Linked DNA regions of Homo sapiens: region 1 is linked to region 2. Evidence: chromatin contacts called from ENCODE Hi-C or POLR2A ChIA-PET data. All regions are on one chromosome and are shown on one strand. Each heading gives the region's core, a stretch centred on a gene start or an enhancer-like site at or near the end of the contact. The rest is flanking DNA. Distances are from core to core; before and after follow the strand shown.

Region 1 (5,987 bases), core at 3,102-5,601, 40 kb after region 2:
TTCTCTTTTTGGATAGCCAATTTTAATAATGAAGGTAACTTTATTGGTATTTATGTGACATGTACTATCTGATGTGCCTTGCAGAGAGTAACCAACTTAATCCTCACAACTATGTGGTAGATTTTCTTTCTATCCTCATCCCACATATGAAAATTTGAGGTACAGAAACATTAAAGAATATATTCAAGGTCATCTAGTAGCTAGTAGAGCCAGAACTCAGAAACTAGAGTCCACACTCATATGTAGTATGCTGTGTTGACTCCCAAGAACTCTTTCTTTAAAAAATATATATATTTTATATTTATAACTTATAATTTATATATATTTTATATTTATATTGTTAAATTATATTATGTATTTCTTTCTTTTTTTTTTTTTTTTGAGATGGAGTCTCGCTCTGTCACCCAGGCTGGAGTGCAGTGGCACGATCTCAGCTCACTGCCTCCTCCGCCTTCCGGGTTCAAGGGATTCTCCTGCCTCAGCCTCCTGAGTAGCTGGGACTACAGGCACACCCCATCACGCCTGGCTACTTTTTTGTATTTTTAGTAGAGACAGGGTTTTACCATGTTAGGCAGGATGGTCTCAATCTCTTGACCTCGTGGTCCACCCGCCTTGGCCTCCCAAAGTGCTGGGATTATAGGCGTGAGCCACCACGCCTCGCCCTTATAATTTTATAAAAATAGACAGGGTCTCACTATGCTGCCCAGGCTGGTCTCAAACCCTTGGGTTCAAGTGATACACCCGCCTTGGCCTCCCAAAGTGCTGGGATTATAGGCGTAAGCCACCACGCCTGGCCCTTATAATTTTATAAAAATAGACAGGGTCTCACTATGCTGCCCAGGCTGGTCTCAAACCCTTGGGTTCAAGTGATACACCCACCTTGGCCTCCCAAAGTGCTGGGATTGCAGGCATGAGTCACCAAGCTTGGCCAACTCCCGAGAACTCTTAAGAGTACCTGTTCGATATTTTCTATTCACTTGTAACCATTATTTTAGGAAATTCCATCTTCTGCCTTACAGCAAACAACATTCAACTGACTTCTGAGTCCTGAACTATCACATTATATTTAGTTTAGATATAATAAACATATGACATATGTTACACAAAATGTTATGTGAGGCCAAAAAGGAAATTGTTTTCCATTCATTTTAATGAAAAGAACAAATATTGGCCGGGCGTGGTGACTCACACCTGTAATCCCAGCACTTTGGGAGGCTGAGGAGGGCGGATCACAAGGTCAAGAGATCAAGACCATCCTGGCTAACACGGTGAAACCCCATCTCTACTAAAAATACAAAAAAAATTAGCCGGGCATGGTGGCGGGTGCCTATAGTCCCAGCTACTTGGGAGGCTGAGGCAGGAGAATGGCGTGAACCGGGGAGGCAGAGCTTGCAGTGAGCCGAGATTGCACCACTGCACTCCAGCCTGGGTGACAGAGAGACTCCGTCTCAAAAAAAAAAAAAAAAAAAAAAAGAACAAATATTGAATGCTTACCAAATGCAAGGTGTTAGGGTAAGGGCTAGAGAAGACACAGAGAGGAATAAGACACTGTCTTGCCCTCAAGAAGCTCATAATCAGAAGGGCAGATTAAAAATACATACGGCATACTGTAATGAAAAACAATTGTGTTAAAACTTTAAGGGAATGGGCCAGGTGCAGTGGCTCATGCCTGTAATTCCAGCATTTTGGGAGGCTGAGGTGGGAGGATCGCTTGAGCCCAGGAGTTTGAGACCAGCCTGAACAACATAGTGAGACCCTGTCTCAAAAAAAGAAAAAAAAAAAAAAGAGAGAGAGAAAGAAAAAAGCTTTAATGGAAGTACAGCCACAGTATCAGAATAATAATAGAATAATCAAAGAGATTATTTCCCAAACAGGGAAGAAATAGCATTTGTGTTGAATAGAAATTCAAAGGGGTAAATTTGGGGTGTTTTTATTGTTGTTGTTGTTTTTTGAGACAGAGTCTCACTCTGTCGCCGAGGCTGGAATGCAGTGGCACGATCTCGGCTCACTGCAACCTTCGCCTCCTGGGTTCAAGCAATTATCTTGCCTCAGCCTCCCTGTTAGCTGAGATTACAGGCACTCACCACCAAGCCCAGCTAATTTTTGTATTTCAGTAGAAACGGGGTTTCACCATGTTGGCCAGGCTGGTCTCGAACTCCTGATCTCAAGCAAACTACCCGCCTCCACCTCCCAAAGTGCTGGGATTAAAGGCATGAGCTACGGTGCCTGGCCCAGAGGGGGAAATTTTGGAAGCAAACCATTCAAGACACAGAAAAGGAGAATGAGCGAACATAGTGTTGAAGTCGTTAGAATCATTATGGGATCACTTGTCTTAAAAAACAAAACAGGCCAGGCGCGGTGGCTTAGCCTGGCCAACAGGGCAAAACCCCATCTCTACTAAAAATACAAAAATTAGCCGGGTATAGTGGCACATGCCTGTGATCCCAGCTACTTAAGAGGCTGAGGCAGGAGAATCACTTGAACCCAGGAGACAGAGGTTGCAGTGAGCTGAGATTATGCCATTGCACTCCAGCCTGGGCGACAGAGTGAGACTCTGTCTCAAAATAAAATAAATCAAAACAAAACAGCCAGGCATGATGGCTCATGCCTGTAATCCCAGCATTTTGCGGAGCCGAGGCAAATGGATGGCTTGAGCTCAGGAGTTCGAGACCAGTCTGGGCAACATGGTGAAACCCCATCTCTACCAAAATACAAAAAAATTAGCCAGACATGGTGGTGAGCATCTGTGGTCTCAGTTACTCAAGAGGCTGAGATGGGAGAATTGCTTGAGCTCAGGAGGCAGAGGTTGCAGGGAGGCGAGATCACACCACTACGCTCCAGCCTGGGTGACAGAGTGGCACCCCATCTCAAAATAAAATAAATTTAAAAAATTAAGAACAAAAACCTTTTCCAAGCACAGCTGTGTTAAAAACAAAACAAAACAAACAAACAAACAAAAAGTTTGTCTTCCTTTACCTCCTTGAATATGCATCATTTACTATGGCACATTGCAATGTCCTATTCCCAAATAAATATAATTTTTGTTTAGAGAGCCTCTGTTAATTAGGGTAACAATGGTGAGACTAGAAATAGCTAGGTAGGTTTGTAGGTTTTTAAAACAGCTGAAAGTGTTCATTAGAGAATGAAGAGATGAGGTTAAACCTCACTGTGGAAAAATTTAAAATCGATGCTACAAAATTGTACTTTATTCTTTGGCAACAGAGAGCTACAAAAAGGAACAAAAAGAGGACAAAAGAATGCTGGGATTGGAATAGTAATCTTTAGGAAGACTAATTTGCTAGTAATAAGAAAAATTAGGCCAGGTGCGGTGGCTCACCCCTGTAATCCCAACACTTTGGGAGGCCGAGGAGGGAGGATCACCTGAGGTTAGGAGTTCCAGACCAGCCTGGCCAATATGGTGAAACCCCATCTCTACTAAAAATACAAAAATTAGCCAGGCGTGGTGGCAGACGTCTGTAATCTCAGCTACTTGGGAGGCTGAGGCAGGAGAATTGCTTGAACTCAGTAGGTGAAGGTTGCAGTGAGCCGAGATCGCACCATTGCACTGTAGCCTGAGCAACAAGAAAAAAAAAGAAAGAAAGAGAAGAGAGAGAGGAGAGAGAAGAGAGAGAGAAAGAAAAAGAGAGAAAGAAAGAAAGAGAGAGGAAGGAAGGAAGGAAGGAGGGAGGGAGGAAGGGAGGAAGGAAGGAGAAATTAACTAAGATGGGAGCTGAGGAATCTAGATAGTAATGTAATGGGGAAAGATGAGGTTATTAAGGTCCTGAACAAGAGGAGTGGCAAGGGATAGGAGAGGCAGAGGTAGGGTATTCAGAAAATATCTCCTGTTAGAATAAAATAATATAAAATCAATTTTTAGAATTCTACATACAAAGATAGACTATGCCAACTAAAAACCAAATCCAACAGAATTATTATGGTGGGGAGAGGACTGCTGCAGTCCTCCCTCAGTATCCATGGGGGATTGGTTCCAGTACCCCCTCCCAACTGCCCTCATACCTTGTAATCGCCCACTGCACAGACAAAATCAATTCACTGAGACTGCAGCAGTGCAGTAGAGAAAGAATATAATTGACACAAGGCTGACCCATATGGGAAAAAACTGGAGTTACCACTCAAATCAGTCAGTCTCTCAGAAGGCTCAGAGGCTGTGGTTTTTATGGACAATTTGGTGGGCAGTGGGGGCTAGGGAATGGGTGCTGCTGACTTGTTGTGGATGAAATCATAGGTGTAAGGAACACTGTCCTCATGCACTGAGTCCACCTCTGGATAGGGCCACAGGAGCAGTTGAGTCATGAGTCACAAGTACAGGTGGGGTCCGTCTGAAAAACATCTAAAAATAAAACCAATCTGAGGTTCTACAGTAGTGATGTTATCTATAGGAGCAATTGGGGAAGTCACAAATCTTGTGACCTCTGGCCACGTGACTCCTGAGCAGCAGGGGGTTGGAAACTACGCCTACATTTTAGCAGAGTTCAAGCATAGCAGAGTTCAAGCCCCTCCCATGATCCTATTCTTGTGGCCTTTCATTAGTCTTACAAAGGTAGGTTTTGGTCCCTGAGCAAGGAGGGCGTTAGTTTTAGGGGAAGGATTACTACTGTCCTTGCTTTCAAGTTAAAGTATAAACCAAATTCTTCTCGAAGTTAGCTTGGCCCATGTCCAGGAGGCGACCTTGGTGTCAGAAGCAAGATTGAGTCGACTATGTCAGATTTCTCTTACTGTCATAGTTTTGAAAAAGTTGGTTTCACACTAAAAGCTGCAGATGCTGAAGTCTGTGATATAAAATGGTGTAGTATTCACATATAACTTACACACATCCTCATGTACTTTAAACCATTGCTCGTTTACTATAATGCCGAATACAATGGAAATGCTATGAAAATAGCTGTTAGTTTTTTGTTTGTTTGCTTGTTTATTTGTTTTTGAGATGGAGTCTTGCTTTTTTGCCCAGGCTGGAGGGCAGTGGCATGGTCTTGGCTCACTGCAACCTCCACCTCCTGGGTTCAAGTGATTCTCCTGCCTCAGCCTCCTGAGTAGCTGGGATTACAGGCGTGCCACCACACCCAGCTAATTTTTTTGTATTTTTAGTTAGAGACGGGGTTTCACCATGTTGGCCAGGCTGGTCTCAAACTCCTGACCTCAGGTGATCTGCCCACCTCAGTCTCCCAAAGGGCTGGGATTACAGATGTGAGCCACTGCACCCGGGCTTGGTTTTTAAATTTGCATTATTTTTATCGCTGCATTGTTATTTTGTATTTTTTAAACATTTCTGATCCGTGTTTGGTTCAATCCCCGAATGCAGAACTCGCGGATACAAAGGGCCAACAGCATTGCAATAGAAACATGTGACCTTAAGACAGGTAAGTTTTCAAAAGTTAGGCAAAAAGGGTTTTTCTTTTAGAGAAAGAACTAGGCTAGAAAGAACCAGGTATGGGAAGGTGGGATAAAGGGTGGACTGATGGGAGAGTAGGTCAGATAATGCTTTACCCTGAAGGCCTCCTATCCTCAGCGAGTGCCTTTAAGGAGTGGCTTTCTGCTGGTCAGGGTCCTGGGGGAAGGAAAAAAAGAACCTTAACCAAAGTGTGGTTAAAAAACCTTTTTTTTTTTTTTTTTTTTTTTTGAGCCGGAGTCTTGCAATGTTGCTCATGCTGGAGTGCAGTGGCACAATCTTGGCTCACTGCAGCCTCCACCTCCCAGGTTCAAGTGATTCTCCTGTCTCAGCCTCCAGAGTAGCTGAGATTACAGGCGTGCCATCATGCCTGGCTAATTTTTGTATTTTTAGGAGAGACGGGGGGGTTCACCATGTTGGCCAGGCTGAAATAAACACTTTTTGTTTCTGTTGATACAGTGAGGACAAAACATTTCAGCTAGTTATTTGTGAGGAGAGGAATGGAGATTTGGACAGCCTGTGTCTGGCACTGTCATAGCTAAACAAGGTAGGCATCCCTGAGTCTTATCTAACTCATATG
Region 2 (5,918 bases), core at 2,767-5,266:
CCATAAGAAAACTGGCTTCTATTGTGAATCAAATGGGGAGCCACTGCAGGGTTTTGAGTAAAGCTGCTATGTAGAGATTAAATTTTAAGAGAGTAAGGCAAAAACAGGAAGACCAGTTAGAAGGCTGTTGGTATAATCTAGGTAAGAGATAACAGTGGTGTCTGTCTCTACAGCAGGGACTTGACCTTTAAAGTCTTTAAAAACCTTTAAAGTCTAATTTTTAAAAAGCTGTTGACAGCAAAAAAAAAAAAAAAAGAACCAAAAGAAGTAAAAAAAAAAAAAAAGTCAACTTTAAAAAAATCTTTCTGCACTTCCTTCTCTAACTTGGACCCTATAAGGAAGTAGAAATGTACAAAATTACTGATAAGAGTTCTTTATACACAACAAACTGAAGAAAAAATCACCTATAGAGTCTCAGAAGCTAGAGGTGAAGGTAGGACGGGGAAGGGTAGAGATTTTAAATAGGAGCAATGAAACCAAGTATGACTTAACCCACATTTATTCAATTTTACGATGTCCAAGGTGTTTAAAAAGGAGAGATGGAATGTTATCAAGCCAGATGCAGAGGCTAAAGAAGCTATGAGGCTTTCCTTTTCTCTGCTCCATGGCACCTTCAGATTTCACTGGGATGAGGTGACTAAAGAAAACAAAATAAGTCATTTTTATTGACCGACTTTTTTTGGTCATTACTCTCCACCTTTATGATATGTTCTCTAGATTTTTTTATGGAAAAAAAATATTTTGGGGCCAAGCATGGTGGCTCATGCCTGTAATCCCAGCAGCACTTTGGAAGGTCGAGGCAGGCTGATCACTTGAGATCATGAGTTTGAGACCAGCCTGGCCAACAGGATGAAACCTTGTCTCTACTAAAAATACAAAAATTAGCCAGGTGTAGTGGCACGCACCTGTAGTCCAAGCTACTTGGGAGGCTGAGGCATGAGAATCGCTTGAACCTGGGAGGCAGAGGTTGCAGTGAGCCGAGATTGCGCCACTGCACTACAGCCTGGGTGAAGAAGTGAGACTCTGTCTAAAAAAAAATTAAAAAGAAAACATTTTGGGGAACACTTGATCCAGTTCTGACTACATGATGACTTTCATATTTACTCCCCATTGAATAACAGAATTCTGAACTTCTAAGTGTCAAAGTAAAAAAGAATTTCATCAGTAAGCAGACAAAAAAGACTACAGATCTTAATGGCTAAAGGAAATAACAGATAAAGTGATATTTTTTTTTACTGTGCCTAATTTATAAATTAAACTTTATCATAGATACATATGTACAGGAAAAAAACAGTATATATAGCGTTGACTACTATCCACAGTTTCAGGCACCAATGGGGGTCGTGGAACATATCCTCTGCTGATGAGCGGGGCTACTATACCCCCATTCACAGACGAAGTGATCCTAAAGATAGAAAATCCCAAATAATCCATGAAGAAAACATATTAGAATTAATAAATGAATTCAGCAAAGTTGCAGGGTGTAAGATCAACACTCACAAATCAGCTGTGTTTCTACATACCAGCAATAAAAAAAAAACCCTAAAATGAAAGTAAGAAAAATAATTCCACTTTCAGTAGCATCCTAAAGAATAAAATACCCATACCTAGGAATAAACTTAACTAAGGAAGTGAAAGGTTTGTCCATTGAAAACTATAAAACATTACTGAAAGAAATTAAAGACCTAATTAAGGCCAGGCACAGTGGTTCATGCCTATAATCCCAGCACTTTGGGAAGCTGAGGTGGGCGGATCACAAGGTCAAGAGATCAAAACCATCCTGGCCAACATGGTGAAACCCTGTCTCCACTAAAAATACAAAAATTAGCTGGGCGTGGTGGCGCGTGCCTGTAGTCCCAGCTACTTGGGAGGCTGAAGCAAGAGAATTGCTTGAACCCGGGAGGCAGAGGTTGCAGTGAGCTGAGATTGCACCCCGGCACTCCAGCCTGGCAACGGAGCAAGAGAGACTCCATCTCAAAAAAAAAAAAAAAAAAAAAAGACCTAATTAATGAAAAGATATCCCATGTTTATGGATTAGAAGACTTAATACATTAAAACTTAATATGTTAAAATGGCACTATTATCTAAAATGATCTATAGTCAATGTAATCCCTATTTAAGTTTTTTTTTTTTTTTTTTTTTTTGGCGGCAGGTGGGGAGTGGGGTCTCGCTTTATCACCCAGGCTGGAGTGCAATCTAGCAGTGGTTCAATCATAGTTCACCATAGCCTCCAACTCCTGGACTCATGTGATCCTCCCAATGCAGCCTCCCATGTAGCTGGGACTACAGGTGTGCACCACCATACCCTGCTAATTTTTTAATGTTTTATAGAGATGGGGGTCTCGCTATGTTGCCCAGGCTGGTCTCCAACTCCTGGGCTCAAGTGATCCTCCCATTTTAGCCTCCCAAAGCACTGGAATTACAGGCCTAAGCCACCATGCCCAGCCCTTCTGTCAAAGTTCTAATTGCATTTTTGCAGATACTGAAAAGCTGATCCTCAAATTTATATGGAATTGCAAAAGGTCCTGAAGAGCCAAAACAATACTAAAAAAGAAGAACAATGTGGAAGGACTCATATTTTCCAATTTCAAAATTTACTACAGTATTCAAAACAGTGTGGTACTGACATAAGGTCAGACATATAGACCAGTGAAATAGAATCGTGGGCCCCAAACTAAACCCATATACGTATGGTTAACTGATTTTCAATAAGAATGCCAAGACCATTAAATAGGTAAAGAATAGTCTCTTTAACAAATAGTGCTAGGACGTCTGAATACCTACATGCAAAATGATGAAGTTGGACTCCTATCTCATACCATATATACACTCAAAATGGGTCAACAACTTAAATATAGCAGCTAAAAACTTTTAGAAGAAATCATAGGGGCCGGGTGTAGTGACTCACACCTGTAATTCTAGCACTTTGGGAGGCCAAGGCAGAAGGATCGCTTGAGCCCAGGTGTTCAAGACCAGCCTGGACAACACAGTAAGACCCTGTCTCAATAAAGAAAGAAAATCTTTAAAAAAATTTTTAAAAGAAAACACAGGGATAAATCTTTATGACTCTGGATTAGGCAACAGATTCTTAACTATGACACCAAAAGCATGTGTAACAAAAGAAAAACATAGGTAAACTGGAATTTCATCAAAATTTACAAATTGGCCGGGTGTGGCGGCTCAGGCCTGTAATCTCAGCACTTTGGGAAGCCTAGGCAGGAAGATCACTTGAGGTCAGGAATTTGAGACCAGCCTGGCCAACATGGTGAGACCCTGTCTCTATGAAAAATACAAAAAATTAGTCAGGCATGGTGATGTGTGCCTGTAGTCCCAGCTACTTGGGAGGCTGAGGTGGGAGACTCGCTTGAACCCGGGAGGTGGGGGTTGCAGTGAGCCGAGATCGTGCCATTGCACTCCTGCGTGGGTGACAGGGCGAGACTCTGTCTTTAAAAAAAAACAAAAAAACAAAACAAAACACTCATGTACATCAAAGGAAATTATCAAGAAAGTGAAAAGACAGTTTACTAAATGGGAGAAAGTATTTGCAAATGATATATTTAATAAGGATCTAGTATGCAGAATTTGTAAAGAACTCTTACAACTCAAAAACAAAAAGACAACACAATTGAAAAATGGGCAAAGGACCTGAATAGACATTTCTCCAAAGAAGATATACAAATGGCCAAAAAGCACATGAAAATATGCTCGCCTGGCATGGTGGCTCACACTTGTAATCCCAGCACTTTGGGGGGCCGAGGTGGGCAGATTGCTTGAGCCCAGGAGTTTGAGATGAGCCTGGGCAACAAGGCGAAACCCCATCTCTAACAAAAATACAAAAATTAGCCAGGCATGGTGACATGCACTTGTGGTCCCAGGTACTTGGGAGGCTGAGGTAGGTGGATCACTTGAGCCTGGGAGGTAAAGGTTCCCACGAGCCAAGATCATGCCATTGCGTTCTAGCCTGGGTGACAAAGTGAAACCCTGTCTCAAAAAATGGGAAATGAAAATGAAAAATGAAAATCAAAATCACAGTGAGGTACAACTTCATACTCCACTAGGATAGCTATAATAATTAACAGAAAGAAAAAAGACAGGAAAGTAACAAGTATTGGTGAGTATGTGGGGAAATTGGAAGCTTTATACATTGCTGTTGGGATGTAAAATGAAGCAGCTGCTATGAAAAGCAGTTTAGCAGTTCCTCAAAAAGTTAAACACAGAATTACCATACGACCCACACATTTCCAATTTTAACTATATCCCCCAAAGAAATGAAAACCAGTACTCAAATACATTTATACATATGTTCATACCAGTACTATTCACAATAACCAAAAGGCGGGCATAGCCCAAGTGTTCATCAACAGATGAATGGGTAAATTATTTGTGGTATATACAAACAATGGAATAGTAGTCAACACAAAAGGAATGAAGTACTGATGCATGCTACAACATGGATGAACTTAAAAAACATTATGTTAAGTGAATGAAGCCAGACACCCAAGGTCACATATTATACAATTTCATTTATATGAAATATCCAAAATAGGTAAACCTATACAGCCACAACATGGATGGTTGCCAGAAGTCAGGGGGAGAGAGAAACGGGGAGCCAAATGCTTAATGGGAAGAGGGTTCCCTTTTGGGGTGATAAAAGTGTTTTGGAACTAGATAGAAACAACGGTTGTACGACATTGTGAATGTACTAGAGCTGAATTATTCACTTCAAAATTATTAATTTTATGTAAGTTTTACCCCAAGTTAAAAAAAAATAAACCAAAAATAAACATATCCAGAATGTGACCACTTCTACCTCTACCATTATTACCTGCTGTAAGCCACCAGCAATTCTCTCCTGCCTGTATTACTATAATATGTGTCTGGCACATAGTGCGCAGTCAATTAATACTTGTTGAACAAAGTAAACATAAGCCTTCAGCCACCAGCCTTACCATATTATATTCATGAAAACATGTGTCAAACGCCATAGTATCATTCAGTTCCTGGCCTCAAACATGGGCTGTGTTAACCCTTAGTTCTAAGAGCAACTGTGAAATCCACCATAATAAATTGCAATCTGAAAATCCTTTTCAGTAAACTTAAGAAACAGAATCCCAGCACTTTGGGAGGATGAGATGGGTGGATCACCTCAGGTCAGGAGTTTGAGACCAGCCTGGCTAATGTGGCGAAACCTTGTCTCTACTAAAAATACAAAAATTAGCTGGGCCTGGTAGCATGCGCCTGTAGTCCTAGCTACTCGGGAGGCTGAGGTGGGAGAATCACTTGAACATGGAGGCAGAGGTTGCAATGAGTGAGATCATGCCACTGCACTCCAGCCTGGGAGACAGAGTGAGACTCTGTCCCAAAAAAAAAAAAAAAAAAAAACTGACCCATATATAATCATTTAATGTACACATTAAATGAGAAAAATATAATTTAAAACATTCTCAATCTACGGTTTTGACCTATTTGCATCTAATGTCAGTGTTATTACTGTTTCTCTTTTGAACTCTTAAGTTACAAAGAATCAGTTTAGCAACTGAACTCACCATATACACATTATAATTAAAAATATATTTTATATCAAAAACCACAGTAAGGGAAGTGCTATTTGCTACCATACTAGTCGATATAATCTTACGTTAAAAAAACAGGATCTGTGTTCCAGTTCCTATTAAGGAAAGAATCTGTGAAGAAAGAGTAGGGCTACATGTTATAGCTTGTAACACGTCAGAGCTACAGGCAGGCCCCAGCATTCCAGATCATGAGGAAGAAATTCCTGATTGCCTCTCCAGAAACCAATAAATATAGACGTCCAGGCAGTTTCCAAGTCATTAGTACTTCTTCATTATCTACTGATTTTTTTTTTTTTTTTTGAGATGGAGTTTCTCTCTTGTTGCCCAGGCTGGAGTGCAATGGCG

Evidence for each region. Hi-C counts contacts between places; a loop is a spot of excess contacts on that map. ChIA-PET counts read pairs that join two places held with the same protein, here RNA polymerase II (POLR2A). Pooled maps may share reads with other maps.
Region 1: a map with no recorded cell type shows a loop between it and region 2 (6-fold over the local background). The contact joins two enhancer-like sites. A Hi-C loop is called at or near these places in 7 of 37 single-sample maps with no recorded cell type and 4 of 50 pooled maps. POLR2A ChIA-PET finds 5 or more read pairs at or near these places in 10 of 52 experiments (AG04450, B cell, CD4-positive, alpha-beta T cell and 7 more).

Annotation. Positions count from the first base shown.
Region 1 is chr14:63,741,805-63,747,791 of GRCh38, forward strand. No RefSeq gene overlaps it. Among named protein-coding and RNA genes, the nearest start is that of SGPP1, 17 kb to the left of the region's middle. RefSeq lists an enhancer at 4,278-4,707. Within about 2 kb of position 4,352, at least 4 of the 41 ENCODE cell types and tissues checked have a DNase peak (open chromatin) inside an H3K27ac peak, as active enhancers do; they include B cell and GM12878, where a contact is called at or near this core.
Region 2 is chr14:63,701,680-63,707,597 of GRCh38, forward strand. All of the region lies in intron 1 of SGPP1 (sphingosine-1-phosphate phosphatase 1), which reads right to left. Among named protein-coding and RNA genes, the nearest start is that of SGPP1, 23 kb to the right of the region's middle. RefSeq lists an enhancer at 3,968-4,097. Within about 2 kb of position 4,017, at least 2 of the 41 ENCODE cell types and tissues checked have a DNase peak (open chromatin) inside an H3K27ac peak, as active enhancers do; they include B cell and GM12878, where a contact is called at or near this core.